Linked DNA regions of Homo sapiens: region 2 is linked to region 1. A link is a contact called in ENCODE Hi-C or POLR2A ChIA-PET data. All regions are on one chromosome and are shown on one strand. The core of a region is the stretch at or near the end of the contact, and the rest is flanking DNA. Distances in the headings are between cores, read along the strand shown. Region 1 has its middle 100 kb from the start of ADAMTS15. Region 2 has its middle 35 kb from the start of LINC02551.

Region 1 (5,420 bases), core at 763-3,262:
CCAGAGAGAGGGCCCACTAGCACCGTGCAATGTTGAGGTGCCTCCGCAGCCTGACTGGCCCCCACGCAGGGGCCCTCCGCAGCGGGGGTGCACACTTGCTAGAGCTTCTGTACTTTTGAAGGGTGACCCCTGCAAGGGAGTGGGGAAGGCAAAGACTTGGCTTAAGTCCAGGCAGGGGTCACAGCTGGGACCCCAAAGGACACCCCTGGGAGTCATGATTTGAAGAATCTTCTTACCACAAACTGGCCCAGCAGAACCACACCCACAACCACCAGCACGTTCAGGATGGGACTATTGCCCAAGTCCAGGGCTGCCACCCAGCCGCCCCTCTGCGAGATCCACCGGGCGATGCCTTGTTGCAGCATGAAGACCACGAAGCGGGTCACCAGGCCCAGGAAGCCAGTCAAGCCGTGCTGGTAGACATGTAGGACCAGACGGTAGCCGAAGCCCAGGAGAGCCACCACACGGCCCCGGTTGATGCCACTCTCAAACAGGCTGGAGGCGATCTTGGTGAAGTACTCGTAGGCGTTCTCTGCCGTGGGCTGCAGGTGCTGCAGCATGGTCTGGAACTCCGAAGTCATAGTGCCGGTTGATGTCGTCCTGGTGATGGCGAGCTGCCGTCCCACCTGCCCCATGGTGCTGCTAGGTTGGAGGGGCAAGGTGACCATCTCTGGGTCGGCAGGGGCGGCCGCCCCTTCAGCCTCCTGTTCCTGCTGATGGTGGTAAAAAACGTAGCTGCGGAAAACCCCTCCATGTCCTGGGCTACCTGCTCCTCAGAAGCAGAGGGCAGGGCAGGCTTTCCGCACTCCTGCCTGGGAGGCCCTGGGCCTTGCCCCGATGCCATTTTTCAGGTCTCAGTGGAGGACAGTGTCAGCCTCCAGGGATGCTGGCTCAACCCGCGTGGGTCAGCAGGGTGGAGTTGAAGGTCCCAAGGGGCTGGAGGCTGCTGCTCCCAGGGGCTGAGTGGGAGCCCAGCTTCCAGGAACGGGCGTCAGTGCATTTCTGGTATCTGGATGTAGCCTTTGCTTGTCCCTGTGTGGCCCGAGGGACCCGTGAGACTCCAGTGATCATCTGTTTTTTTACATTTTTAAAGCATTGTAAACAAAATAATACAAACAGGGAGCAAAAAAGAATACATGACAAAACTGTAAGTGGCCTGCAGAGCCTAACATATTTATCATGCTACTTGGCCCTTTACAGAAAATGTTTGACTATCCCTGGCTTAGATAGGGAAAATTAAATGCATAAATGAATAAATAGATTTTTCAACTGATGAAGAGGTAACGAAGTCTGCAAATTTTCTACCATGGGTCACTCTCCACACAGGCGAGGGAACCTTTGCTCTGAGTGTGGTTCTTATTGGAATGGGACGCACTGTCACTCTTTAAACAATGTATTGTGCCTCAGGTGCTGCAAGGTACTGCTATGCTCACATGGACAAATTAAGGCTCTGGCTAAGGTAAAAATCAAATGGGCTGCCCACTAAAAGGGGTAGTTCAAATTATTTCAACTTCACTTTTGTTCAGCTAGGGAGGGAGAAAGTAGACTAGGCCTTGGAAGGTCAGGGGAAAAAAAAATACCAGTTACACAAACATAAGGCTCTTAAGCAGGCACTTGTTGTCCTGAGATGAAGGTATAAGCAAACTTTTTGAAATATGGCTTAGCAAATGCTGTCTTACTTTTCAGTGTGCAGACCTGGACAACAGGCAGGTGGGGAGGGATCTGTTTGTGAAAGGATCTGATCCCAGAACTCTCTTGAAAAGGAAGGGCGCGGCTGCCACTAGACTAGTTGCTCAGACTCAAGATAGTGGCTGAGATTGTAGGCAAGGGCTGGTGTTTGTGTCATGCGTGCTGCACCTAGCTGTCCTGCTAAGGGATTATGATTTGAGAAGCAATGGTTCGGGGTGGACTGTGACAGAAGATCTGTGACATTGGTGCCCATGTGGTATCCCCCAGCTAATGCCCACTCAGAAATCCATTCTAGCTGCAGGGGCAGATGCTGACTGCAGGGTGTGTCATCAGAGCAGCATCCGTGAAGCTGGTGAGCCATTTGGTCAAGGGCAGGGTGAATTTGGGTTGAGTAAACCCTAGAGTTCCTGGAAAACACATGGACACAATCACCTTAAGAAAGAGACACTAGGCTTTTTCTGCTAGAATGTCATGGGCTTGAACAATTTACTAAAAAACCCAAGGCAATATTTTAACCTGGAGTTTGCATAGCTTGGCTGCACATACTCATTCATTCATTCCTGTACAGATACACAGATGGGGGTTTAGAGAAGTGAAGAAGCTTGGCCAAGTCACACACTGGGTGGAGTGCAGGAATCTAAACCCAGTCTTGTGTGTTTCCAAAGCCTGCTCTCTGTCCACAGTACCCTATTGCCTCTTGTAGAGTCGTAGATTATTAGCGAAGTCTTACAAATTATTCACCATTTTTGAGTGAGAAACTGAGACTCAGAGAAGTGAAACAACTTGTTCAAGGTTGTTTAACTAATTACCAGAATTCCTACAGACCTGCCTCCAGATTCAGCGGGTCTGAGTTGCCATAAGCTTCTAAGAACTTCTTATCAAAGGAACTGAGAATGTCAAATGGAGTGAGTTGAAATCCATAGGGACAAAGAAGCATTGAAGGAAAAGTGAGATTTGCAAAGTGAGCCACATTTTGCTTTTTCCTAACGACCTGTTTGTTGATGTCCTCTTTGAAAGGGCTTCTAGGAGGCAGGAAGGTATGAGCTACTTTTGGCAGTTTGGCCCCAGAGATTACCTGTTTATTTATTTAGCACTTTAGACATTAAGTTGGCTAATATAAAGCAATTCCCCTAAAGTCTGGAGTTCATGGACATAGACCAAGTATAGGGAAAGTAGTCTTCTCCATTCACCTCATGACCCCAAAAGATCATGAGTCTAGGTTGATCCCCAGCCAGTGGCTACATCTGTAACTTGACTACCCTGATTTCTCAATCAGCTCAGCTACAAATGGCAGTGGAAAAGATGCCCAAGAAGGGTCTTGAAATAAATGGAAATCTTTCATTTCCTGTTCTGGTCTCTATCCAAGAAGCTGCCACTGCCCAAGGGAGGCGCCCAAAGCCCAGTGTTCTCTGCAAGTCAGAGTCAGTTTTCAAAGCACTGAAGGTATAGCCCAGGCTTTCTTACATGCGTAGCTTCCTGGTGTATGACATAGAGAACCCCTGTGTAATTCAGTTTCGGAAGATGGTACAGCACATGCCTGGAGAAGCTGCCAAGTGCTCTTTGACAATGCTTAAGGGCAGGATCTAATAATCTCTCTGGGGTAATTTGGGCGAGGACTTTCCTAGAGGTAGAGGTTGGACTGGGTGCCCTCTTTCTTCTCTTGGCTTTGAGAGTTCAGAGTTTTGCCTGCAAGAGCAAAGTAGAAGGTGACATGAACTGAATTAGTATGGGCAGCCTGTATACCTGGGGGAAGTCAGGCTGGGATTATTCAGAGAGTTAACCCTGTTTCTACCTTCACCTTCCCGCCTTAGTAGATACAAATTTGGTCAAGATATACAGACAGAGTGGACACTTTTTGCCTTTTATTCTAGCTTGGCCTATCCCTGTAGTTAGAAAAGAGCAGCAGCTTGAGTCTAGTCTATTCATCCACGAGAGGAGGGTTATTTCTTTGCAGGCTTATTGGTGAAATACTCAAAGAAGGTTAGAGCCCTCAAGAGGCCTTAAATAATTTCTTGCTCAATGCCCTTGCTTTCAGGGGAAGCAAATAAAGTTCAGAAAGGCTACATGAGGAACTCAGGGCCCACATACCATGGTAGGGGCAAGGCTGAGCGGAACCTCTGATCTTTAGGTTCTCAGGCCAGTAGGTTTACAACCTGCTGCACTGTGTCCTATTGCCTCTGTACAGGGACTTCTTGTTAAAATCCACAGTCCACAGCAAAAGGAGGGAGGACCTTCATTTATTCGCTTATTCAAAAAATTGTATTCAGCTGCCCTTTGGCATAAGAAACAACAAGACTGATAAGGCCCTCCCCTCACTTCATGGTGCGAACAGCACCAAATATTTGCAAAGGACCTATGTGGACTTAGTTCTCTTGCTCTTCTCTCACTTTCTTAAGTTGGTGAGAAAAAGATGCATAGGAAAGAAGTTTTTAGGGAGGTGGAGAGATAGGGTGGCGGAGAGAGAATGAGGTGTATAAGGAGAGAGAGAGAGAGGATATGTCCCAAAGGATATTTGCAGGGAGGGAAATATTTGGCTGTCTCCCCAACCCCACTCTGGCCTCCCCTTCCTCCTATTCCTCCTCCTCCTCCTGCTCCTTCTGCTCCTCCTCCTCCTCCTTCTCATTCTTCTTCTTCATTTGTGGTTAGCTGGACTGTATCAAACTCCCTTAACTCTCTCAAATGCAGTCTTTCCTACTTTCTGGTAAACTTGAGTTGCTATGGTGAGAGAGTGGCCTGGGACAAGTCAATGGAAAACGTTGGAAACAACACCCCACCTGGAGCAACATATCAAAGAGTTAATTAGAAGGACCTGCCATGTGTTTCCCATTCCCTGCCACAGATTCGATTGCTTTATGTTTTATCAGCTGTTTTTCTAAGCAAAGCGTTAGCCCTCATTCTCAGTTCTCCTTTCTTGAAGGTGTTAACAATGGTTGGGGGCAGAGAAAGTAGGGAAAGTTGATCAAATGAGTAAATTCTCTGTTGTTCCCTTAGAAAACTTTCTTAGACCAACCCTGTGGACTTATTTTATCTGTCGTCCTCTCTCTCCCTGTTTCCACCACTCATCTCATGACATCCACTTGAGTATCTCTTTCTTAGGAACTGTTAGAGCTCACTTGTGAAAGTTCGCTGTGAAGTCCACAATAAACAATCCAATCTGTTTACATGGGGCTTGAGAGTTACAGAGCAACCTCACATTTCATTTTGTCCCAACTTCAGCAACCGTGCACAGTAGCAATGGCTATAGTTACCATAGCTATCTCTTAGTTACAAGAACAGGAATGAAGGCCAAGGGAAAGGGGAAGGGCTTGCCCACGGTCACTCACACAGGAGTGGGCGTAAGCCTGAGTCTTCTGAATTCAAGTCCATGATGCAGCAATGCTCTTTACAATCTTGCTGTGTTGTCAATAATTTGTGAACTTAGTGTTAGCCATAGCGGGATGAGCAGCTGACTGTGAATCAGAGGAGAACACTGTGTATCTCTGGTCTTGGTCTTGTCAACTATAAAATGAGAGTCAGAAAGGGAGTTTAATGGAAGTGTGGTGATACAGTTAACAATTCTGTGTTATATACTTAAATTTGCTAAGACGATAGATCATAAGTGCTCTTATCACACATACACACATGAAAGAAAATGGTAATGATGAGAGGTGAGGAGTATGTTAATTAACTTGACTGTGGTAATCATTTTCAAAATGTATACATATATCAAAATATCAAGTTGTACATCTTAA
Region 2 (5,420 bases), core at 1,930-4,429, 280 kb after region 1:
CCCTTTCCGTGGGACCTGTGCTATTCTCTTCCTGAGACTAGCTGGGTCCAGGAAAACATATCTTCCTGGTTCTTTGAGTGCATGTCACCCTTTGTCCAAGCCTTGGGCTCCACCACTCCTTAAAGGCTTGGAGGAGAGAGCCTGCAGTAAGCAGTGTCGGGAGGAGACAACTCGCAGGAACCTCTCAAGGAAGCAGATGTAGATGTTTCAGCCACCTGGTTTAAGCAGATCACAAAACTTAGGCAATAAATTTGACTTTAAAGCCCTCTGTCAACTACGACCAAAAAAAAAAAAGATTCCGGGGAAGTTTTCTGATTTGGAGAAATTACATCCAGGAGTGTCTGTTGCGTAGGTTTGGGAGAAGTTGCCAATTTAAAACCTTTCTTTCAAAAGATTCAGCCTGTCCCCGCAATCACTTGGTTTTTTTCTTCCTTGCTCATTCCTGGTTTTAAGCTCTTCCCCCTGGAGACACCCCACTCCATTTTTTTTGTCTCCCTCATTCTCTTCTGTCTTGGTGCACCCCGTCTCTTCCCTCTTCCATTCCCCTCCTCTGTGTTCCTCCTCCTTTTCTTCTTTCCATTCTCTGTCCTCCCCACCTTCCTTAATGCTCTCCTCTCTCTTCATCTTCATCTTCTCACACACCTCCCACAGGGTTCCCATTCCAGGGGCTTCTGACAACTTGAAAGACTCTAGAGAACAAAAGAGAACTCAGCTGTCACTAAATATTCCTCCCCGCTCCCCCACCAGTCCCTTCCCCCAAGGGCTTCGGAGTAGTTCAGGCCCCAGCTCTCTCTCTTTCTGTAAATGAGCCTCTGCCACATTTTCCTTATAAATAAGAGCCATTCAGAGCAGTTTTCTCTTGAGCTGCCTGGGGGATGGGAAGTGTCCATCCCATCTGCATCCCGCAGCCCACCATGCCGTGCTGTCAGACACCGTCCAGCCACTACACCTGAAGCCCAAAGGCAACCCATGGTTCCTGCCCAGCAAGCCCAGGGTGAGTGTGGCATCTCCCACTGCCCTGGCACCCAGCTTCAGCAGCCCTGCCCACCAAGGCTCATGGAGCCTTGGCCAGGGAAATCTGCCTCAGGCTTGGTCAGTGTTTTAGGCAGAGAAGTCACTCCTGAATGCAGTTTAAATGTCTTTGGCAGCAACAGAACACGAAGGTCTTTTAAAGCAAGTCGTCCGCTATCTGTCAGAACAGGGGAGCCAGTTAAGATTTTATTACAGTTTATCTCCAGAGGTGGGGGTGGCGAGGGAGGGCTCAGGAGTTATTTTCCATGTGTGAGATAGACTAAGTCCTGAGGCTTGCTAAGTTTATAGATCACCAGTTGCCAGAGTTCCTTTTGCTTTTTACCCTGGAGGGGAAAAATAAAAAATTAAAACATCCACTTACAGATCAATTGCATCGTCTGCTGCTCAACAACATATGGGCCTAGGGCAGGAGGCTGTGAGCCAGGCCTCATTACTAAAGATCCCTGCAAAAATGGGTGCAACCCAGACAGCCTCTCCCTCCAAACCCCTGACCCAGGGATTGCTGTCCATGCAGCTGGAACAATGAGCACTTGTGGGGGTCCTCCCCCCATCAGTCTAGGGCCAAAGGATATCAGCTAGGGCCCCGAAAGCAATACGAGGTCTTCTACCACGTTTTTATTTTTCTTGCTTGGCTTTCTTTGAAATTTACATCCCAGAAGAATATCCTGGAACTTTTATAGATGAGGGAGTTCCTTGGGAGAGATGGAAAGGGGAGGAAGAGGAAATGGGAAGAGATTGGCGTGGGTGCAAGGAGGAGGAGGTAATGATCATTTAAAGGAGAAACGGAGGATGGAAGTGGGGTGGCGTGCAGAGCTGTGGTGGAACTCAGCCTCGGAGCTGGGCTTGGCGGGGTTGGAGAGGCCCTGGGCTGCAAGCAGGGGATCCTGTGCCTTTGAGGTACAGACTTTGAATCCACAGAAGTGTGTGTGTATCGCCCCACTTGATCCCAGCTTGCTTTCCTTCATCCCTTTATTCATTCATCTGAAAGTCCTCATGGGAATTTGTTTTGTGACTGTTACTGGGGACACAGCAGTGTACAAGACAGGCACGTTTCTTCTTCTCTTGGAGCTTTCGACTTGGTATCAGCCCATTTGCCTCTGTGAGGAGAGACAGTCGAAGCACCCATGAGTCGTTCTACTCTCAGAATCCAGCTCTGCCCGTGGTCTGACGAAGGCTGAGCCCCAGAGCTGCCACGTGGAGAGGCTGCTTGTCCACAGGCACAACTCCTGCAGGGCACAGCAGAAAGCGAGGAGGCATGCTGCTGGAGAAGGCCTAGCAGCAGTAACCGCCACCCTGCCAAACCTGGCCTAACATGGAAAAGACCCAGGCAGCCAACGGCCTCCTGAATTAGGTTGTTTGACAAAGCAATGAATGTAGCCTGGAGAGAAGCAGGCTGGAACTGCAGGGCATGCTACAGCTATCTTCAAAGATCTGAAGGAGGTCATAGAGGGGGCATGGTGGAGGTATGTACAGCGGCTCCAGAGGACACAGTTTGCAATGCTTGCTGGAAGTTATAGAAAAAGGAATTTGGGCTTACTGTAAGAAAAAATTACATGAAACATAGTAATGAGCTCCCTGTTCTTGGAGGCAGACAAGCAGTGTCTGCACCAACCTGCTAGTTAGTGATGGCACAGAAGAGGTGGCTGCACTGTATGAAGCTGGGCCTGCACGGTATCCCATGCTCCTTCCAATTTTAATACTTTATGATTCTGTAAAACACCGAGAAACTTTATTTTTAAAGCCACAAACCACTTATTTTTAATTTGGGTGTTCCTTTCCCATATTATTATTATTTTTTGTGGTGTGGGAAAAAATGTTTCCAAGGCCCTTCCCTTCTTTGCTGCCTCTGAAAAGCCAGACCTGGGCACGTTTTCACATGAATATTTTACCCTAGAAACTCCGGGCAAACGGGGTCCAGTGCCTTATACACTGGGAAACTGCACAGCTCTGAGCCCCTGAGAAGTGCGTAGTGTTATCTCCAGTTTATTGTTCATTCTTAGAAGGTACTCTGATGATTATTTAACTATTTTCCTGTCTTGGTTTGAAGAGGCAGGAATTAAATGTCAGTGAGTGTGTGTAACAAGAACTATGTAACCCTGCCCTTTGGGAAGAGTGTGTGGGGGGAAGCTAAAATTACTTAGATCATGTAGGGCTGCGCTTTGAGGTTCTCTGGAGCAAGGCTTGTGATGCCTGGGACAGCAGAGCTGGCAACAGCGGGCCCAGTGCCCTCAAGCCCCTGCTTCCTGCCTGTTTCTCTGGAAGTCAGCTGAGCTTCATGGCCACCCTAGAGCACAGCCTTGGAGCCCCTCTCCGCACACGTGGGTGTGCTGCCTGTCTCGGGTTAGCCATGGCCCATGAAGCTATCTCTGACTCCTGAGCAGCCAGACGTGGGGTGGGGTGGGGTGGCAGGGTGGGAAACCTCCCAGTCACCAACAGTGACCTTGGTGAGGCGCTGGGGGTGAGTCAGATCCTCCTCACAGACTACACACGGCTGCCACCTCCTGGAACTTGCCATAACCCAGGCAACTCTCAGATCCTGGGCCTTCACTTGTGATGTCAGGGATGGGGGCATTGCAAAGGAGGGAGGCGGGGACAATGGCTGGATGTTACCTGCTCTCTACTCTGGAAACCCAAGGCTGGAGGCTGCTGCAGCTCTGGGCGCCCTGGGGGCTTCTGCCAGCCCCGCCTGGCTTCCCTCTTGGAACAGAATGGAATCCTCACAGGTTTATAAAACCAAGCCTGATTTCAGGAAAGGGGGTGTCCTTTGGGGCACCTTTGATTTATCCTGCCATCCTCATCCACATCATGCCCCACAAGAAGCCCTTTCTCTCTGAGCCGAGGTGCTGTCACAAGCTGTTCAGAGGCCCCCATGCCCTAGTACCTCTGAGACAAGCAGTTGCTGTGGCAAAGGAGAGGCACCAAACAAAGACACTGGCCCTCTCTAAAGACTCTTGGTGACTCTAGAGCCAGAAGTCAACAGTGGGATGGACAGATCATCTCCAGCTCCTGTCTTCAAAACGCACCTGTGTTTTAACGGCTCCCCAGGGAAGGAGATCCAGTCACTGGCTAACATTCTGCGATGGTGTCTGATAGCCCTCACCAGCTCCAGAATGTTCCTATCCCTCTTAGGCTTTCTTTTTGTATCTTCATCACTCTGACGTTGGTGCGCTTTCAGGCCCTGTTTGCTGCAACCCTGACTGGAACCTCCACATTTAAGTTCCTAATGAAATCTTCTCTTTGACTTTTGCTCATTTATAAAACTTTGTGCCAGCTCTTGGGGTCCAGAGAAATCAGTTTCTAGACCAAATGCCAAGTGCCATCTCCCAAATCTGCAGGTGAGGGTAGTCACTAAAATGCCAAGTGACCTGTCTGCAAGCCGACAGCTGAGGGTGACCTTGCTGGCTGGGCTAGGCCAAATGGGCTCCGGCGTTCAGTGTGTCTCATTTCTCTGCTATTTGACCTGGTTCACATTTGGCTGCGGGGATTGAGCCCAGGCAGTGGGCCCAACTCAGCGGTGTCCTCTGGCCTCTGCACAAGATCTTTATCATGAAGCTAGGCAAGGGCTGTATAATCCTTTCCGTTACTTCAGGGTAATGGTCGAGGTAGGAAGGAGCTCTGGGTGACCTGCCTGGAAGAACAGGTTGAGGTTTATAAGGTTGATTTCAGTAGGTTTTGGGGTTTAATGGGTAGGGAAAGGAGAGGGGCTGGCTGATGATGGCCAGGCCATAGCACTGAAGTCCAAAGACCCAAGGTATACAGAGGTCAAAGCTTCAGGTTGGGCAGGAAATTTGTGCAGGCCAGCCTGGAGAGCATTCTTAAGTCTTGAGGATGGTACATTCCCCAAGGGCAATGACCACTTCGTAAATGTATTTTCACTCCCTTAGAAAACTCAGCACAGTACTGTCACATAGTATACAGATGATGGTCAAGAGCACTGAGTTCCAAGCCCTGCTCTAGGATTTAGCCTTGTGACTTGGGCGAGTTAATTAAATTATCTTCTCTGTGCCTCAGTGGGCTCGTTTGTTAAATGGAGATAATAATAGTACTTGCCTTACATGACTGTTACAAGGATTAAATGAGAGGATAAGCAATTATAGCAGTGTCTTGCTAATAGTATTAGGCACACAACAGGTAATGATTGAGTGAACGGCTAAAATTCAGATGGAATTATATTGCAGGAGGACTAAATTCCTAGTTTGAGGCTGTTTATCTCCAGTGCTTGATTTCTGGTATTTGTCACCTATTTTATATGCTAGAGAGTTTTATAATTATTTAAATCATGTCACCAAGACAGCCTGGAAGAAACTAGTACATGTATTGAAACCCCTTCCACCTCGAGGCTGGAAGCTGGGGCCAGGCAAGCACTGCCGCCACGTTCGCCACACACG

What was found. Hi-C counts contacts between places; a loop is a spot of excess contacts on that map. ChIA-PET counts read pairs that join two places held with the same protein, here RNA polymerase II (POLR2A). Pooled maps may share reads with other maps.
Region 2: a loop to region 1 is called in a map of MCF 10A, with 17 times the contacts of the local background. The contact joins two enhancer-like sites. A Hi-C loop is called at or near these places in 1 of 168 maps with a recorded cell type or tissue (MCF 10A) and 1 of 50 pooled maps. POLR2A ChIA-PET finds 5 or more read pairs at or near these places in 1 of 52 experiments (activated naive CD4-positive, alpha-beta T cell).

The regions. Positions count from the first base shown.
Region 1 is chr11:130,546,584-130,552,003 of GRCh38, forward strand. It overlaps the pseudogene BAK1P2. Among named protein-coding and RNA genes, the nearest start is that of ADAMTS15, 100 kb to the left of the region's middle. Within about 2 kb of position 2,013, at least 3 of the 41 ENCODE cell types and tissues checked have a DNase peak (open chromatin) inside an H3K27ac peak, as active enhancers do.
Region 2 is chr11:130,824,454-130,829,873 of GRCh38, forward strand. No RefSeq gene overlaps it. Among named protein-coding and RNA genes, the nearest start is that of LINC02551, 35 kb to the right of the region's middle. RefSeq lists enhancers at 1,616-2,195, 2,196-2,774. Within about 2 kb of position 3,180, at least 8 of the 41 ENCODE cell types and tissues checked have a DNase peak (open chromatin) inside an H3K27ac peak, as active enhancers do.